Linked DNA regions of Mus musculus: region 1 is linked to region 2. A link is a loop called in an ENCODE intact Hi-C map of the cell type or tissue named here. Cell type or tissue: left cerebral cortex. All regions are shown on one strand. Links, peaks and the distances in the headings refer to the core of each region. The heading gives the core; the rest is flanking DNA.

Evidence for each region. A loop is a pair of places that touch in the nucleus more often than their neighbours do. Peaks named below come from ENCODE experiments on the same cell type or tissue, not always from the same donor. Only the 100,000 strongest peaks of a DNase experiment are listed, where the experiment ranks them.
Region 1: it touches region 2 in a loop (3-fold over the local background); 25 of 42 quality-filtered maps call a loop at or near these places.

Annotation. Positions count from the first base shown.
Region 1 is chr6:128,841,549-128,849,886 of GRCm38, forward strand. BC035044 (cDNA sequence BC035044) reads right to left here. Exons shown (of 3, transcript NM_001254946.1): 3 at 6,496-8,338. It overlaps LOC115490435 (a long non-coding RNA gene), which reads right to left and starts at 3,488. Exons shown (of 2, transcript XR_003956525.1): 1 at 1,444-3,488; 2 at 722-1,348. In left cerebral cortex, for the core only: a CTCF peak has its summit at 3,923 (motif pointing left); DNase peaks (open chromatin) are centred at 625, 1,690, 2,790, 3,211 and 2 more places; H3K4me3 peaks cover 2,509 bases; H3K27ac peaks cover 1,704 bases.
Region 2 is chr6:129,361,211-129,369,548 of GRCm38, forward strand. Clec12a (C-type lectin domain family 12, member a) reads left to right here. Exons shown (of 6, transcript NM_177686.4): 6 at 2,684-4,093. The coding sequence ends at 2,852. Among named protein-coding and RNA genes, the nearest start is that of Clec12a, 15 kb to the left of the region's middle. In left cerebral cortex, for the core only: a CTCF peak has its summit at 4,865 (motif pointing left); a DNase peak (open chromatin) is centred at 4,850.

The sequences.
Region 1 (8,338 bases), core at 19-8,018, 520 kb before region 2:
GAGAGGGAGAGGGAGAGACTGATTGGTGGGAGAGACTTCCTTTCAAATCTATGGGAATTCACAGTTTGCCCACTGAGGTTGCTTGGAGTCTCTGTTTTGCCTCTATTTCATTCCACAATCCACAGGCATATGGTAGCTTTGGCCATGTTGTCTGCTGTGATAAAGAGAATAAGGGAAATTACACCCTGGTTCTTAAAGCGCCCAGCAGTAAGGTATTCTTAATAGTTCAGTGCATTGACGACTACAGTAGTCACATGCCATGCCTGGATTTATGGGCATGTGGCAATAGTCCTAGGTGGCCTCTGTTATCTTCAGATGTCAAGGGCCCTAAGGCTGAGTGTGGGACACTTGGTCTACATAGGGTGGATGCTGTGAGAGAGGTGAGTGGATCAAGAGGGCTCAGCCTTATCCAATTAGTTAAGTGAGGGAAACTCTCTAAGTTGGGAATCTCGTTGTTGGAGACCCTGAGGTGTTTCTTTGGTAGCTATGTCTTGTCCTTGGATCTTCTCCTCTTAGTCTCTCGTTGTTCACTGCTAAGGGGGAAGCTTTGTTCTGCAGTAAGCACTCTGCTACCTCATGCCATCTCCGTGAGCCCAGAAAGAACTTATCAGGACTAAAACTTCTGATATTGAATCGAAAGAAGTGCTTCGCGCTTAAACATCTTCAGTATTATTCAAAGAGATGAAAAATACCAGGCACTGCAGAGAAACAAGCATGCGAATCCATTTTTGAACAGCACTAGCATTTTAATGCTTTCACAAAGCATTGCCGAAATTCAGAACGATACATGGTTAATTTTTCAGAATGTATGCTTAATACATCCCCTCCTACCCCCCTTTAGGTAACAAATCAGCGATGGCAAGTGTTAACTGAGAACCTTGGGCTGGCTATGAAACAATACAAGAACTGGATTTTTGTCCACACTCTCTACCCTTGGGTGGAAGGAAACTTGCTAACATTCTTTAACATTTTGCTACAGCCATGTACAGATGGGTGGCTATCCAGGGGAACGCACCCTGGGCAAGGACTGTTAAAGCTGAGGGTGAGGCGGTCCTCCCGAGCTGGTGGGCACCTTGAAGGGGTTGTCTACGACTGAAGGTGAACGTTCTGGTGATCGGGGGACCAGTGGGCAAGAATCAGAGATGTCCACGCACTATTTTATTTTCATGTCGAGTTTTCTTCACACGCTGGTCCGATCTTTCCTGGAGTCCCGCACGTGGACAAAAACCAGGGGCAAGCTTCCAAGTGCTCCCAGCAGGATGCGGGAGGATTGAGTTTTGAGACGTGTCAGTCATCCCTGAGGAGGGTGGCCTCCGTGTGCAGCCTCCTTGCAGTCACGGATCTTCCGCTGTGAATGTGGAGGGCGAAAAGGTAGAGGAATAGCGAGTACAGACTCATCCACGCGCGGGCTGCGGGGCAGGGCGCTGGGCAGCGGAGACTTACGGCTGAGCGCGCAGTCGCCTTGCGGTGCCGGGACTGTGTTACCCGGCGTGGCCCGCGGGGGACGTGGGGCGGGAAAGACCTTCCGGGATTGTTGCGGGTGTGGTTCGGTGAGGGCGGCGGGCGTGAGGCCCGAAGAGTGCGAGAGCTCAGCGGAGAGTTTGTGTAAAGCCGGTGGAGAGCGTGGGACAGACGGAGTGCTATTGGCTCCACGGTTACAGAGATCCTTCCGCTAAATACCAGTTAGCGTGCGTCACTAAGAAGACGCTTCAATAGAACGATTTTCAAGCTCTCTACCGCCGGTTCTGGTGGCGCAGGCCGGTAGGATTTGCTGAAGGAGGCAGAGGCAGGAGGATCTGGAGTTCGAGGACAGCCTGGTCTACACGCTTTTTTTCTCTCCCATTTTCAACAAAACCACAAATCCACGGTTATACTGCGCCCCCAAACAAACTTTCAACCTCCACAAGGCCTCTTCTTATGTTTCTTCCCCCTGAAATCTGATCGGCTACCCGCACCCCAACCGGATCGCCTTCTTCAGCCCCACCAGCTCCCGCTCCACACTGCTGCTTACAAACCTTTATCCACGCACACGCCCGACCCTCACGCCTGCCCACGCCGCACTCCACACCCTTCTCTTCCCTACAGGTTCTCTCTCATCTCTACAACCCGCCTGCTCAGCTCTCTCGTGCCCCTTAGGTTTCTTTTCTCTAGCCCTGCACCACAATGAGTCATTAGCCACTGTTCAGAGCAAAATGCTCGCTGCAAAGAGTTCGGGTTTTTTTCTTTTCTCCTCGAGTGTTTGGTTTTGTGCACAAGGAAAACAAATGAGAGTTGTTTAGTATTGAGAACAAGAATGCACTCAACAGAGAAGTGGTTGCGCAACGCCCAGGTCGCTACTTAAGAGAAAGAATAGGAAGCGGGGCGGGGCCGGAGGGATGGCTCAGCCTTTAAAGGCTAAGGCCCTGAGAGAGCTGGTTCACAGTTCACCTTTTCTTTTTTTATCTGATACCATAGCGGGGCACACTGACTACCGCTAAGTACAAAAAAACGCTATGTTAAACAAAACAAAAAACGAAAACAAACAAACAAAAAAGAATCTATTCCTCACTGATAAAACTTTAATTCAGATTTAATTCTCAGCGTCCAACCTTATCAATTTACCTGCCCTGAAATTCTCTGAAACGCCTTGAATTTCAATGAACTGAACTGAAAGTTTCAATTCTGCACAGACGTTCACAGGCACAGAGCCACACTTTTCTCTGGCTGCTCTGCACTCTCTCTCTCTTCTGCCTGGTGATGATTTTGACATCAACTTCAGGCCTCACTGTGTGGGCTCACAGAGAACACCCAACCAAAGACATCTGCACTCCCACATCCCCGCTGCTCCACAACCTGCACACAACCGGACCCGCGGATTTGTGCTCTGGCGTCAGCCCTATTCGCTTAGCAAGATGTGACCTCTTTCATCTAACACATTTTCTTTCTCCCCCATTGCTGCTGTGGCCACTCTGGAATCTCTATTTCCTTCTCTTCCTCCTCCTCCTCTTTCCCTCCTTTTGAAAATATTTGTTGTCATTTCCTGAACCTTCCTTGACTTAGTTTGCTTTCTATAGGGCAGATAAAACACCAGGACCAAATACAAGTTGGGGCAGGAAAGGGCTCATTTGCTTACATGTCTTAATCACACTCCATCACTAAGGGAACTGAGGGCAGGAACAGTGAGGCAGGAACTCAGGAGAAAGGAGGCCCTGGCAGAATGCTGCTTTCAATCTCCCTGCACGTGACTTTCTTCTCAGTGTCCTTTCTTATACTTTCCATGATCAGCAGCCCTGGGGTAAAACCTTACCCAATATGCTAGTCTACCCCGCCGCCATCCCATTTATTAACAATCGAGAAAGTACCCTGGCAGGCAGGCCTACAGCCCATTCTAATGGAGGAATTTTCTCAATTGATATCCCCTTCCCCCGCCCCCAGCTAATCCAAGCTTGTGTTAAGGTGACAAAAAAATTGACCAGCAAAATTAACCCCTTGTCAACTTGATACATAAACACAACATTAATAAGCCTTTTTTTTCCTTTCTTGTTTGTCTCCAAGATGTAATGTAATGTAATGATTAATACCACAATACAAAACATAGTATAACTTTAAAAGCCCCACAGTCTTAATTTTTTTGTTTTATTTTTTGTTTTGTTTTATTTATTTATTTATTTATTTAGCACTTTAAGGGTCTAAGTTCTATGTAAAAGTCTGCTGTCTCTTTAAAAGTCTAACGCCTCTCAACTGTGGGCTTCTATAAAATCCTGAACCCCTCTAAAGCACGAGGACACAGGTTTTCCCAACACCTTCCTTGTTTCCTGGGCTCTTTTGCTGAGGACTCTCACTGTTCAGCTGGGAGGACAAGCCTTCCTGGCTATGGTGGCCATTGTGTTTCTGGGCTGGCTGACCAAGGTCCCCTATGAGCCAGGAGCTCAGTGCTGTCCCCTAGTGGTCAAGCCTCCCCATGACTTTGCTAAAATCCAACATGTAGTGAGCAGGCAGCCAGCAGCTGTGCTTCCGCTGCTGGTTGATAGGGGCCAAAGCTGTTAGTGGTTCATGCAACCCTGCAGTTTCAAGATCTTCCTCCTTCTGGACGGCATACTAGAGACCAACGCTAAAAGTTTCTTCCTTCTTAAGGGTAAAGAATGCCCTGCACTCTGCTCAGGCCACTCAGTGTGTAAGCCCACTTGCTGCTTCTGCCATTAGCCTGTTGTGGATCCTGTTGAGTCAACATGGGTGAATAAATACAGGTCCGAGACCTTACAGCACATCCCTTGGGTCTTGTATGCTCTGGGATACTTTAGTTTGCATCCCAACCTAATACTTGCTTATAATATGATGAGATTGTGGTGCGCGCGTGTGTGTATTTGTGTGTGTGTGACTTTTTTTTTTTTTTGTAACATATTATGCAGCCTGAAGTTTGAACTTTTTTTTTTTTTTTTTTAAAGATTTATTTATTATATGTAAGTACACTGAAGCTGTCTTCAGACACTCCAGAAGAGGGCGCCAGATCTCGTTACGGATGGTTGTGAGCCACCATGTGGTTGCTGGGATTTGAACTCCTGACCTTCGGAAGAGCAGTCGGGTGCTCTTACCCACTGAGCCATCTCACCAGCCCAAGTTTGAACTTTTGAACAACACTGTCCTGTTGCAGTGTCAAAGAAAATCGGATATGCTTGGATATGCCTAATTTGCACCCTTGATTCTCAGGTATTCATGCTATGGGGTGAGAGATGGAGGTAGTGGGTGGGACCTGGTAGGAGGTCCTTTCTTCCGCTTCCCCTCCTGGCTCTAGTTTCCTGTCTTGCTATGTGTTCTTCCCCTCTCACGTGCTTCTTTCCCTAGGATGCTGTCTGCTTGAGCTCTATGCCAGAGACCAAGCCAGGAGTCCACTTTTTTTGGATCGTCCTTCAAAACCACAAACAAAACAAACCTCTTTTAACCACAGTAGAAGATGGGCTATTTGTGAAGAGAAATAGGGGAGGGGGGTGGGGGGGCAAAGAAGCCAGGGTGATAGTAAGTGTCGTCAGAACATGTTGTGTGCACCCATGACCACATCATAAGGAACTCATTATTTTATATAATTAACAAATTCTTATTCAAAGGTGAAAAAAATGAGAATCAAATATCATATATATATATATATGTATGTTTATATGTATACATATGTGTATAACCTGGCCTCGATTTTTTTATTACATTATAGGAAATTCTTCACATAGAGGTGTTGTTAGTGGGGAAAACTTTTTTTCATTTGTTTCTTGCACTTCATTTTTATTTGTTTCCACTTTTAAAACATAAATTTTCATTGGGAATTTCACATACCCTGATCATCCTTACTTCCCAGTCCTCCCAGGTTTCCCCATCTTGTCCCCCACCATTGTGGCCTCTCCTCTCCATTTGTGTTGTGTGTGTATAGTCACTGGAGTATAGTCAAACTCTTGGTGGCCAGTCCCTTAAGGAAGAGTGAGTCCTTCCCCTTCCCCACTGTCTCTGCTTACCATCTAGTTGTGGAGAGCTACATTTCAGTATTCTTATCACAGCTGTTAAAAGTTCTCTTAAATGGTTTCCTGTCTAGACTGCTACTTTTGGGGGTTGGGAGGGTGTGGGGGTGGAGGTTAGGGATTGCCACCAAAGCTTTCTATGTCCCTCTTTCTCAACCGTGAGTCTGTAGTCATCAATACCTCTGCAGAAGAAGCTTCCTTGTCCATTACAGTCAGCAGAAGCACCGATCAAGAACCTCCACATGGTATCTGCTGAAAGCACGGATCATGATACCCACCTGGCCTGCGGTGTCAGCATGTGCCACAGACTCAGCATGGTCTCCAGTGGCAGTAAGGGTCATGGGCCCTATCACGGTCCTCTGAGGCAGCTCAGCCTGCAGACATCAACATGGCCTTCAGTGGTAACAAGGGCCTTGGGGGGGCCATGGACATTGCAGCAGGACCATGGACCCAGACATGGCCCCCAGCGACAGCAAGGACCACAGACATCAACCTGGCCTAGGGTGGTGACATTACCGGCCATGTGCAGGCCTTGGACGTCAAAATGGTTCAGCCTCGCTCCATAGCCTATGCACAACTTAGTTCCTCCATCATTCCCACCCCTCCACTGAAAATTCACTCATCAAAATGGCATGGGAACTGCAGAACATCATTCAGGATATATACATACATATTTAAATATATACACAGGTATTAGTATATATGTAAAAACACACATATATTTATATATGTACACACACACACACACACACACACACACACACAGAGAGAGAGAAACACACACATACACTAAGTGGGGAAAAACTTAATCCTTAACAAAATACTGAATTCAGCACAAATAAAAAAGAGGGTTAGGAGGTGGCTTAGCTACCCAAGACGTTGGCTTTGCAAGCCAGTCTGCCAGAGTTTGATCCCATAATTCATGCTGAAATCCTCATTCCCAAACACGTTCCACATTTTCCTCTGTTATATAGTTCATTCTTGATAGTTCTGTTTGGCCTTTTTTTTTTTTTCAGTTAAAGAAATTACTCAAAAATTTAGTGATTTATTAACAACTATCATTTTATACAAGAGCCTGCAGGTCAGAAGTGTGGGATAGCTGAGCTGGCTACTCTCACCCTAGTTTCTTCAAGTCTTCAATCAAGGAACATAGCAGGGCTGGAGTCATTTCAGACAGAGATGGGAAATGTGGAGATGGAAGATCTCAAGTTGTTTCTCAGGGGGCTAGAGTGCTTGCATGAGAAGTGAGGATCTGAGACTGACACAGAAAGCATGCATGCTTATACACAGACAGACAGACAGACAGACTGATTGGTGGGAGAGAACTGGAGACTTCCTTTCAAATATACAGGAATTCACAGTGTGCCCACTGAGGTTGCTAGGAGAATTTGTTTTGCCTCTATTTCATTCTACGATCCACAGGCACAAGGTAGCTTTGGCCATGTTGTCTGCTGTGATAACGAGAATAAGGGAAATTACATCCTGGTTCTTAAAACACCCAGCAGTAAGGTACTCTTAATAGTTGAGTTGACTTCAGTAGTCACATGCCATGCCTGGATTCATGAGCATGTGACAATATTCCTCTGTCACCTCTGTTATGGTCAGATGTCAAGGGCCCTGCAGAGGCTGAGTGTGGGACACTTGGTCTACACAGGATGGATGCTGTGAGAGTGAGAGAGGTGATTGGATCAAGAGGGCTCAGTCTCTGCCAATGGGTTGATCCACACATGGCTTCATAATGTACAGCCTCACAATAGTGAGGGGAGGGCAACGTTCTGAGATGAAGCCTACCTGCTGGAAGATACTGGAGGTGTCTGCCTTACCTGTGGTTCCTCTGTGGTCTCCCAATTACCCCTGTTAGAAGGGGAGCTCTGCTCTCTCACGTGTTCCCTGACATTGAGTTCTGCATCTCCGTAGGCCTAGAAATAATATACCGGGACTAAAACTTCTGAAATAGAGCACAGAGAAATGCTTTCTGCTTTAAACTTCTTCCAGATAATCAGAGATGAAGTCTTATTAACACAGTGCAGAGGAAAAACCAGCAACAAGCTAACATCAAAATCTGTTTTTAAATAGCATTAATATTTTAATACTTGCACAAAGCATTTCAGAGCCCAGAACAACACAGTGTTAATATATCAGAATGTTTGCTCATTATAATTCTTTTGAATCTTTTAAGGAACAAAACTGTGATGATTAGTGTTAATTAGCAACTTGACACACTTTATAGAGCCACCCATGGTACATGCCTCTGGGCATACTTGTGAGGGGTCATCCTTTAGAGTAACCTGAGTTTCTGAAAATGTTGAAGGAGCCATCTTAACTGTGGGCTGAACCATTCCTTATGGACTCTCGAGTGTATAAATGGAGAAAGCAAACTGGACACGAGTCCATTCTTCTTCCTCGTGGTGGATTCCACGTGACCAGCTGCTCCAACTTCTGCTGCTTTGACTTCTCTGTATTGACAGGCTGTAGTTTGAACTGTGAGCTAAAATAAACTCTTCTCTCCTTAAATCTCCTTTATCCAAGAAGGTATTCTATTACAGCAACAGGAAAAGAAATGAAGACAACAACCTTGTACTGATGAAACAGTATGAGAATCTGGTTTTGTCCACGGTCTTTATCCTTTAGCTTAAAGAACAGAAAATTGTAACATTCTTAAACATCTTGCAGCGTCCCTGGCAAGGACGTCTATAGCCGGGACAGAGATAGTTCTTCTGAGCTACAGACTCCTTGATGGAGATGTCTACATCTGAAGGAGGCTGATGAGAGGACCAATGGGCAAGAACCAGCGGTGTCCAAGTCTGTCTAGTCTCCCTGTTGAGTTTTCTTCCCGCCCTGACTCAGTGTCTCCTGGA
Region 2 (8,338 bases), core at 156-8,155:
TTATGGGCTGTGAGCTAGGAACTAAACTTGACTTCTGTGCAAGAGCAGTGTGCACTTTAACCACTGAGTCATCTCCCTAGATCTTATATTGGCTAGGCAAGAACACTACTATCATGTTGCATTTCAAGCTTGTTAGTTCTGTTAGATCAGGATGCATCAAATAGGAAGTCATCCAAGGCCACCCTGCTGAAATTCTACCATGCGGAGGCTAAGCACAGTGACTTCTGCATGCTCACCACTGTAGGTCATGCCACAAACACTAGCTTCTGTTTCATGTTGTTCTTCCACTCAGCTAGAAATAAGTGTAGGAGTGTGGGTCAGAAAGGCAATGCAATGACAGGAATGGGGATAATTCCACATCGAGGAGAGATGGATGGAAGTCTCAAAGGTCCCATTTGCAGGGAAGCAGTACAGCCAGCATCAAGATGTGAATTAGGAGGGAAGACTAGGGGAGTCTTAATCTTTATAAAGAAGAATAAACATACATTAGAAATCACAACAAAAGAGAAGATAAGGCATTAAGAGCAGTAGATGTTTGACATTGTCAAACAATCCTTAAATAATAAGTGTAAGATCGTCATTCATGTGACACATGGGTGTGTGTGTGTGGGGTTGCATGTGTGTGTGTTTATGTGTATGTGTGGGGTGGTTTGTTTTGCGTGTGTGTGGGAGGGGGTGTATGTGTGATGCATGTGATGTGTGGTGTTATGTGTGTGTATGTGATTGATATGTGTGGTATGTGGTATTTTGTGTGTGTGATATGCCTGTGATGTGTGGGTTTTGTGTATATATATATATATACACACACACACACACACATATATATGGTATGGTGTGTGTTTTTTTGTGTGTGTATGTGTGAATGGTATGTTGTATAGTGCTCTGTGTGTATATAATTTTGTTGTTATTATTAGTGTTATTTGGTTTTTTCTGGAAGAGGGTGATGTTTACTTTGACATAATGGAAAAATCTCATTTTTTTCAACATTTACTTTAATTCTAATTATGTGTCTGTGTGTATGTTTCTTTATATGAGTATTCACACATGATTTTAGGTATCTATGGAGGCCAGAAGCATTGTATAGCCTAGAGCTGGATTTATAAGTGATTGTGAGCCACCTAATATAAACTAGGAGCTAAACTCAGATCCTCTGGAATTTCCATCTTAACCATAGAGCCATTTCTCCAGCTCCCTGGAAATCTCATTTTTGAAAATTTAGCTTGGTACACTCTTGCACAGTCTTAGGGGTAGACCTGACTAGGATTGCAAGAGAAGGAAGAAAAGATAAGCACCTAGATAGATAGAAAGTCTAGGCTGTCAGATGGAAAAGCTGAGGCCCCTCAGAAATTCACTCTGTTTATTATATACTGTTGGATGAGGTGGTGGGGTGTTTCAGGTAGATAAACAAGGAGCCAGGGATTATTGTATGCAGCTAAACAAGGAGGCAGTTTCAGTAGGAGCAGCCTCTGAAGGGGAGTGATCTTCAGGCCACAAATATCCAGGGGGAGGATGTCATGGTGAAAATTTTCTGCATATGTCATCAACATCAGCACACAGACCAGAGGAAGGCTTTGTCTGAGGGTCTGAGGCAGTGGTCCTTAACATGGCCAGCTCATGGCAACAACATACCCACTCAAACCTTCCCACACTCCAGGCTTCTTCTGCTCCTCATATGAACTGATGAACTTATTTGATGACTTTTATCAGTCTAAGAGTCAATGTCATGTTTATCAGAACGACAATATGTTCAACTTATAGATATGCATTTATCATCACTTACCCCATATTTCAGGCTACTAGTTAGTAGGGCTGCCTGAGATATTGCTATTGGGAACTATCACATGAGAGACAGTGCAGACTTGAGGTTTTCTTTCTTCTTCTTCTTTTTTTTTTCACACACATGCACACACACACACACACACACACGACTTAGGTTAGAGAGAAACATTTAAAATGTAAATAAAATAAAAACGAAAAAGATAAACACACAGAGAAAGAAAAGAAAAGCTAAGGTATGACTTTTATGAGGAAAGAAACTTTTAAAGATGCCATTAAGTTCACTTCTGTTGATCATCTACTGATGGGCATGCAGCCTACCCTTCAAAGAATAGATTCCCCAGTGAGACTTCCTTAGGAAAAAACTGTAATTTTCATTTGCAAGTGATCATCAATTGGAGATAGCTTCTGAGTCAGGGATGGTGGCATGTGTCCACTTCTCTTTTTAGTTCACTCATTGGTAAGTGGATATTTGCCCAGAAACTTAGAATACCCAATTTGCAAAACACATGCAACTCAAGAAGAAGGAAGACCAAAGTGTGGAAACTTTGCCCCTTCTTAGAATGGGGAACAAAATACCCATGGAAGGAGTTACAGAGACAAAGTTCAGAGCTGAGACAGAAGGAAGGACCATCCAGAGAGTTGAAGTTTTCTAAACTGGGTTTATGACATTATTCTAATTCCTATCAGCCACAGGAAGAGAGGCTACGTCTGGAATCAAATGACAGAAAATATTCCAGAGGTGGGAAATCAAAAAAATAGTTTTTCCCATCACATATTCTTACCCATCATCAACTGAAATTTAACTTAGACAGTAGATCACACAACCAATGTTATTTTGAAAATTCTCTTCTGTGGGTATAATCAAAATACAACTTTCCAAGTGTACTTATTTTTTCTCTTATAGGTCTGAAAGAAGCACAGATGACATAGATAAGAAGTACTGCGGATATATAGACAGGGTCAATGTTTATTATACATACTGCACTGATGAGAACAATATCATATGTGAAGAGACAGCCAGCAAGGTGCAGTTGGAAAGTGTGTTGAATGGCCTCCCAGAGGATAGCAGGTAGCTACTCTGAGTTGCTTGTCCCTAGCTGCTCTCCTGCTGTGATGGTTTGAATGAGAATGGCCCCCAAGGGCTCATTTGAATACTTGGTCCTCTGCTGGTGGAACTGTTTCAGAGACACCAGAAGGTGTGACCTTGTTAGAGGAGGTTGTGTCATTGAGAGTGGGCTTTGCGTTTTCAAAAGCCCATGCCATTCCCAGTTAGTTCTCTATCTTGTGCTTGTGGATTGAGCTGTGAGCTCACAGCTACTGCTTAGGACCTTGTCTGCCTGCATGCTGCTATCCTCCTCACCACAATGGTCATGGACTCTAACCCTCCCAAACCAGGAGCCAAATTAAATGCTTCTTTTTATAAGTAACCTTGGTCAAGGTGTTTTTGTCACAGCAATTGAAAGGTTGCTAAGACATCTGTCACTCAGAAGAACTGTAGGCAGTGTGCGTCTCCTCTCACACAAACACAGTAGCAGCAGTACAACTACAGTCCTGCCTCTCTGTAGTGTTTATGTCTAGATTTCTTTGTCTCATTTGCTGACTGCCACGATACTAAGTCATAGCTTTTCACCATGTATTTTCAGCATACAATGCGCTGAACACAAGACCATGCAGCCTATTTCTTCTCTTTTTTTTTTCCCCAAAGATAAACCAGGCAAATTTCAACCTCAAAGAAAATAAAGTCTGGAAAAATATAGAAAGCATAGTACGATAAGAACAATTTGTATTAAAGATGTATAAATACTTTAAAAAGATGTGAGGGAAAATAAACTTTGCAATTGACATAGCGAAGCATTTGATGAGTACTTTATACCCTGTCGTAATAAAGCTTAATAAACTAGGAGTAGATTTCCCAAATACAATCAAGCTTTGACATGAAATAAACAGCAAGCAAATGAACAAAACTCTGAAGTTTGAATTAACATCATAGTTCTAGCAAGAGAAAACATATTCCTAGTTTTAGAATAAGATAAGAATGAACGTTATTAAATCACTTCATTCGTCATTATTAATACGAAGAGCAGAACACCAATGGATGTTAAAAAATGAAGCTGGGCAAAGATCAGAATTAGACCAAAGCTGGGAGGACAATAGATGGGAGTATCTATTGCTAACCCACCCTGGTTAGTGAGGCCAAGTGGACTGAAGAAAATACCAGAGATCCATGTGGGGACACCAGGGGATGCCACACATTTGGGTTCAGGAGTAGAGCGATCAAAGCACTTCTCATTTGTATTATTAAAGCAATCAAGACACAAGGTGGCTTTTCGTCTCCAATTTGTGAGGGGGACCTGAAGGTTAGAGGTCAGTCTTCTTGGAAGTACCTGGTGTTGAGTAGGTTTTACAATCACAGCAAAAGAATATACTTGGTGTTATGTCTTATCATCTTTGGTCATGTGAAAAGAGACAAGAATATTCTTCCTAGGCCTTTGCCTTTCCCACAGAAATGATTTGGACACACCATCCATGGTGTTGCCTTCATGTCCTTCCTTCCAAGTGCATCCACTTACCAGTTCCTGCAATTTGGTCCAGACCGCAAACATATGGAAAAAACATTGTGTACTCTGTACCATCCACAGGTCATGGTAAGTTCATAGCTTTCTTCCACAGGCTCCCTCAATCTTTCATCTTTTCTTAATGACCTTCAACATCATGATCCGCAGAATGTTCTGAGTTTCCAAAGAATTCAGAAGAGAATTATTCCCTTATACTACTAGATAAGATGCTCTTTGCTGAAATCTATGAGACTATTGACACTTGGTTCCAGGTGAAAATAATGTATAAACATTTGTCACTGTGTATAGTGTTAATGCATTGAAACTGAATCTTAACACTTTCAAATCTAGACTTTTGAATTTGTTCGCTAAAACAATTGTTAGTGCTAGCTGCTGCACAATTATGGTAGTAATAAATAGTTTGGTAGAAGATCTGTAGTGAAATAGACTCCGGACACACAGAATACTGACCAAGAAAAGCTTCAAGAGGCTAAGAGGAACCAGTTTTTTCCCTGGAAGCATACTGCCCTCTAGTGGTGGCACAGAAGAACTTTCCCCTGGCGTCTTAATAAAGGGAGCCTTTAGTTGAAATAAAACCACCACAGGTCTAACTCTGATGGAAATAGACCTGGTCTCCACCGGCAGCGCCCCTGCACCGTGTCCATCCAATCCTATTTACTGTGGAAGGCATTGAAAGATACTCAACCAAGCGGGGTAGTGCACAACTGTAATCTTAGAACTCAGGAGGAGGCTGAGTGCAGGGGAACAGCTGGGTTCTGGGCCAGCCTCAGCTACACAATGATTTACTATTACACCCCAGTTGGTTTCACAGACATCTACACGGTCTTTCTTGTTGAATTTAGTAACTCTGGAGAGATTTACAACCCACACACTTTTGGGTCATAATTAATCAGTTGTATGGATTTGACTTACTTCTTTAAATGAAACTACCTTTGGGTATGCAAAGAGAAAACATATTTTAAGCACAGCAGCATCTCTTTCCCAGGCCATAGTGTTTGGTCACCGTGTTTATCACAGCAACAGAGAATAAACTAGGACAGCCTGTGGTCCCAGAATTATGGAAGTGGAGGCATGAAGGTCAGAGTTCAAGGTGATCTTCAGCCCAGTGACTTCAAGTCCAGCCTGAGATCAGCCTGTGTCAAAAAAAAAAAAAAAAAAAAAAACCAACCAAAAAACAAGCAAACAAACAAACAAACCAAAAACAACAACAACAAAAAAAAACCCAAAAGCAAACTAAAAAGAAAAGTGTAGAACTTCACTATTTAAATGACCTTCCACTCAAATAAAAGTCTCAATATGCTTTGTGGTCTTTGAACAACATAAATCGTAGAAAAGTAAAAGTTTCAAATGAATACAATCCAATGGACACCATGTCTATTTAAAGGCTATGGGCATTTCTGAGGCAGGATCAGGATTTAATAAGAGAAAATCCCAAAGACTCTCAGAATATTAAATATGGAGATAGAGAATTACAAAGTGAAATATCAAAACTCCCTTCATTTATCTTTCTTTAAATTTTGTGTATTGTTCATGAGGAGAGCAGAAGAAGACATCTGAGCTCCACGCATTTTCAGCACACTTGTGCAGGAGGCCTGCCTTGATAATTGCGTGCTGGAATCTCTTTGTGGTCCTCGATATTCTACAGGAAGCTCTCTTAATCTTTAGTCATTTTTCCATACCTGTCTTTGATCTCATTAATGAAGCTTTAATGGCAGAACCTTATGTATGAGGATTTAATAAACTGATAGAAATATTTAATTTACTAAATTAAAACCCTGATGCTGCCTCATCCAAACCTCGCTGAAAGCAAGGGAAGCGACCTAAGTGTTGTAGCTGATGCTCAACAATCAGTTGATCTCGGAGCAAAATCCCAAATAAAATAAGATCAGACCCAAAGCTTGTTTAATAACATATATCATGATGAAGAGCGACATTCCTAATGACCTTTAACTGAATATCTTATGAGTGGAAAAGCAGTTGGGAATATGTTAGAGGGCCTGTCATCCTGGAATTTTCTGAAATGCAAATTATGCATTGAAGGAAAAAAAATGGAACTTCACAGAGTCTACTACTGATGGAAAATATACTGGATGCATCAATGAAAGAAAAAGTTGAGCAGAGGAAGAGAAAGGAACTGAGTGTTGGTAGAAAAACTAAAAGCCCCACTGCTTAAGAGAACAATGAAGTAAATTCTCTATCTGTGAAAGAAAGAAGTTGCTGCTCATTATGGAGAGTTCTTTCTAACATTTACCATCTACTAATTTTAGATGATACCCTCCCCACAGTGGACAGGCAGTGCTCTGTTTCTCCATCTCCAGAGAGCACCACATCCAATGAGCCTGGCTAGGTAGGATTAGCTGTCTTCTAAAACTCCTTTCTGGCAGAAATGAGAAACAAGCTGTTTATTTCCAGGGTGATCTGATTTCATTTCTGCTGTCCACCATTGTTTTTGTCTTAAGAACCCAGTTCATACCACAGTGAGGCTGGCTGTGTTCTTAAAAACCTTCACAGGGAGGGAGGGACCTGGGTGAGAAAGGGGAGGGGAATGGAGGGGAAAATGGGGCAGGGTAAGGTGGGTGGGCATCGTAGGAGAGAAGCCCAGAGTGCCAAGAAAATGAATGGAAATATGTGGCTGCCAGGGATTGGGGGAAGGATTAGAATGTCCCAGAGACTTGGGATGTGAGAGACTCCCAGGACTGATTGGGAGTGACCTTAGTTGAAGTATCCAACAGTGGGAAGATGGAACATGAAGAGACCTTCTCCAGTAGTTAGACAGGGACCCCAGTGGAGAGATAGGGACACCACCCCACCTTCCAAATTTTTCACCCAGAATTATTCCTGTCTGAAAGAAATGAGGGGACAAAAACAGCAGAGATTGAAGGAAAGGCCATCCAGTGACTGGCTGGCCCAACTTGGGATTCATGAAAGAGTTAGGGGAAGGACTGAAGGAGCTAAAAGGGATGGCAACCCCACAGGAAGACCAACCGTGTCAACTAACTCGGACCTCTGGAAGTTCCCAGAGACTAAGCCACCAACCAGAGAGTATACTCGGGCTGGGATGTTCTCTGAGGCCTGTCGCACATATGTAGCAAAGGACTGCCTTGTCTGGCTTGAATATAAGGTGGTGGGGTTGGGATGGGGAAAGCACCCTTTCAGAGGCAAAGAGGATGGGGTAAGGAACTCTGGGAGGAGAGACCAGGTCGAGGGCAACATTTGGGATGTAAATAAATAAATAAATAATAAATAAATAAATAATAAATAAATAAATAAATAAATAATAATAAATAAATTAATTAAAAAGACTTTTACGTTGTATCAGACTTTTTTCTTGTATGATACAATGATATATCCTAGTAAAACCTGTTATTTGTTTTCAGACAGGATTTTGCCATATAATTCAGGTGAGGCTCAGTCTTGTGTTTGTTCCCATTCATTGGCTTGAACTCATGGTCCTCGTGGGTTTTTTGCTTATTTGTTTGTTTGTTTTTTAAGCCTAAAATAAAGCTTTTCCTGAAGACAAGTTACTATCAAATCATCACAGCAAAGACATGCCTAAGAGCAGGAGACAAAGACAAGATGAAGAGGCACAGAGTGATTTTCGATTTTCTGAAGAAATTCTCTCCTCTCTCTCTCTCTCTCTCTCTCTCTCTCTCTCTCTCTCTCTCTCTCTCTTACACACACACACACACACACACACACACACACGCACACACACACACACACATTATCTCTCTCCCTACCCCCCAGCCCCCATTTTTAGAAATAAATAAGCAGACAGAAATATTACATCAAACCTAAGAGGTAGAGGATTCCCACAGGAGTTTACTCATGGGGGTAATGTTCTCAGAAACACAGTTGCTTAATTGGAAATAATGGCCTTTTTTAAATCAGTTCCTCCCGAGTTTGTTTTGTTTCTGCAGAGCTTTCAATTCCAACTGATAAAGAATGAGAAACATGAACAGGCATGGATGCTATCTTTGTCT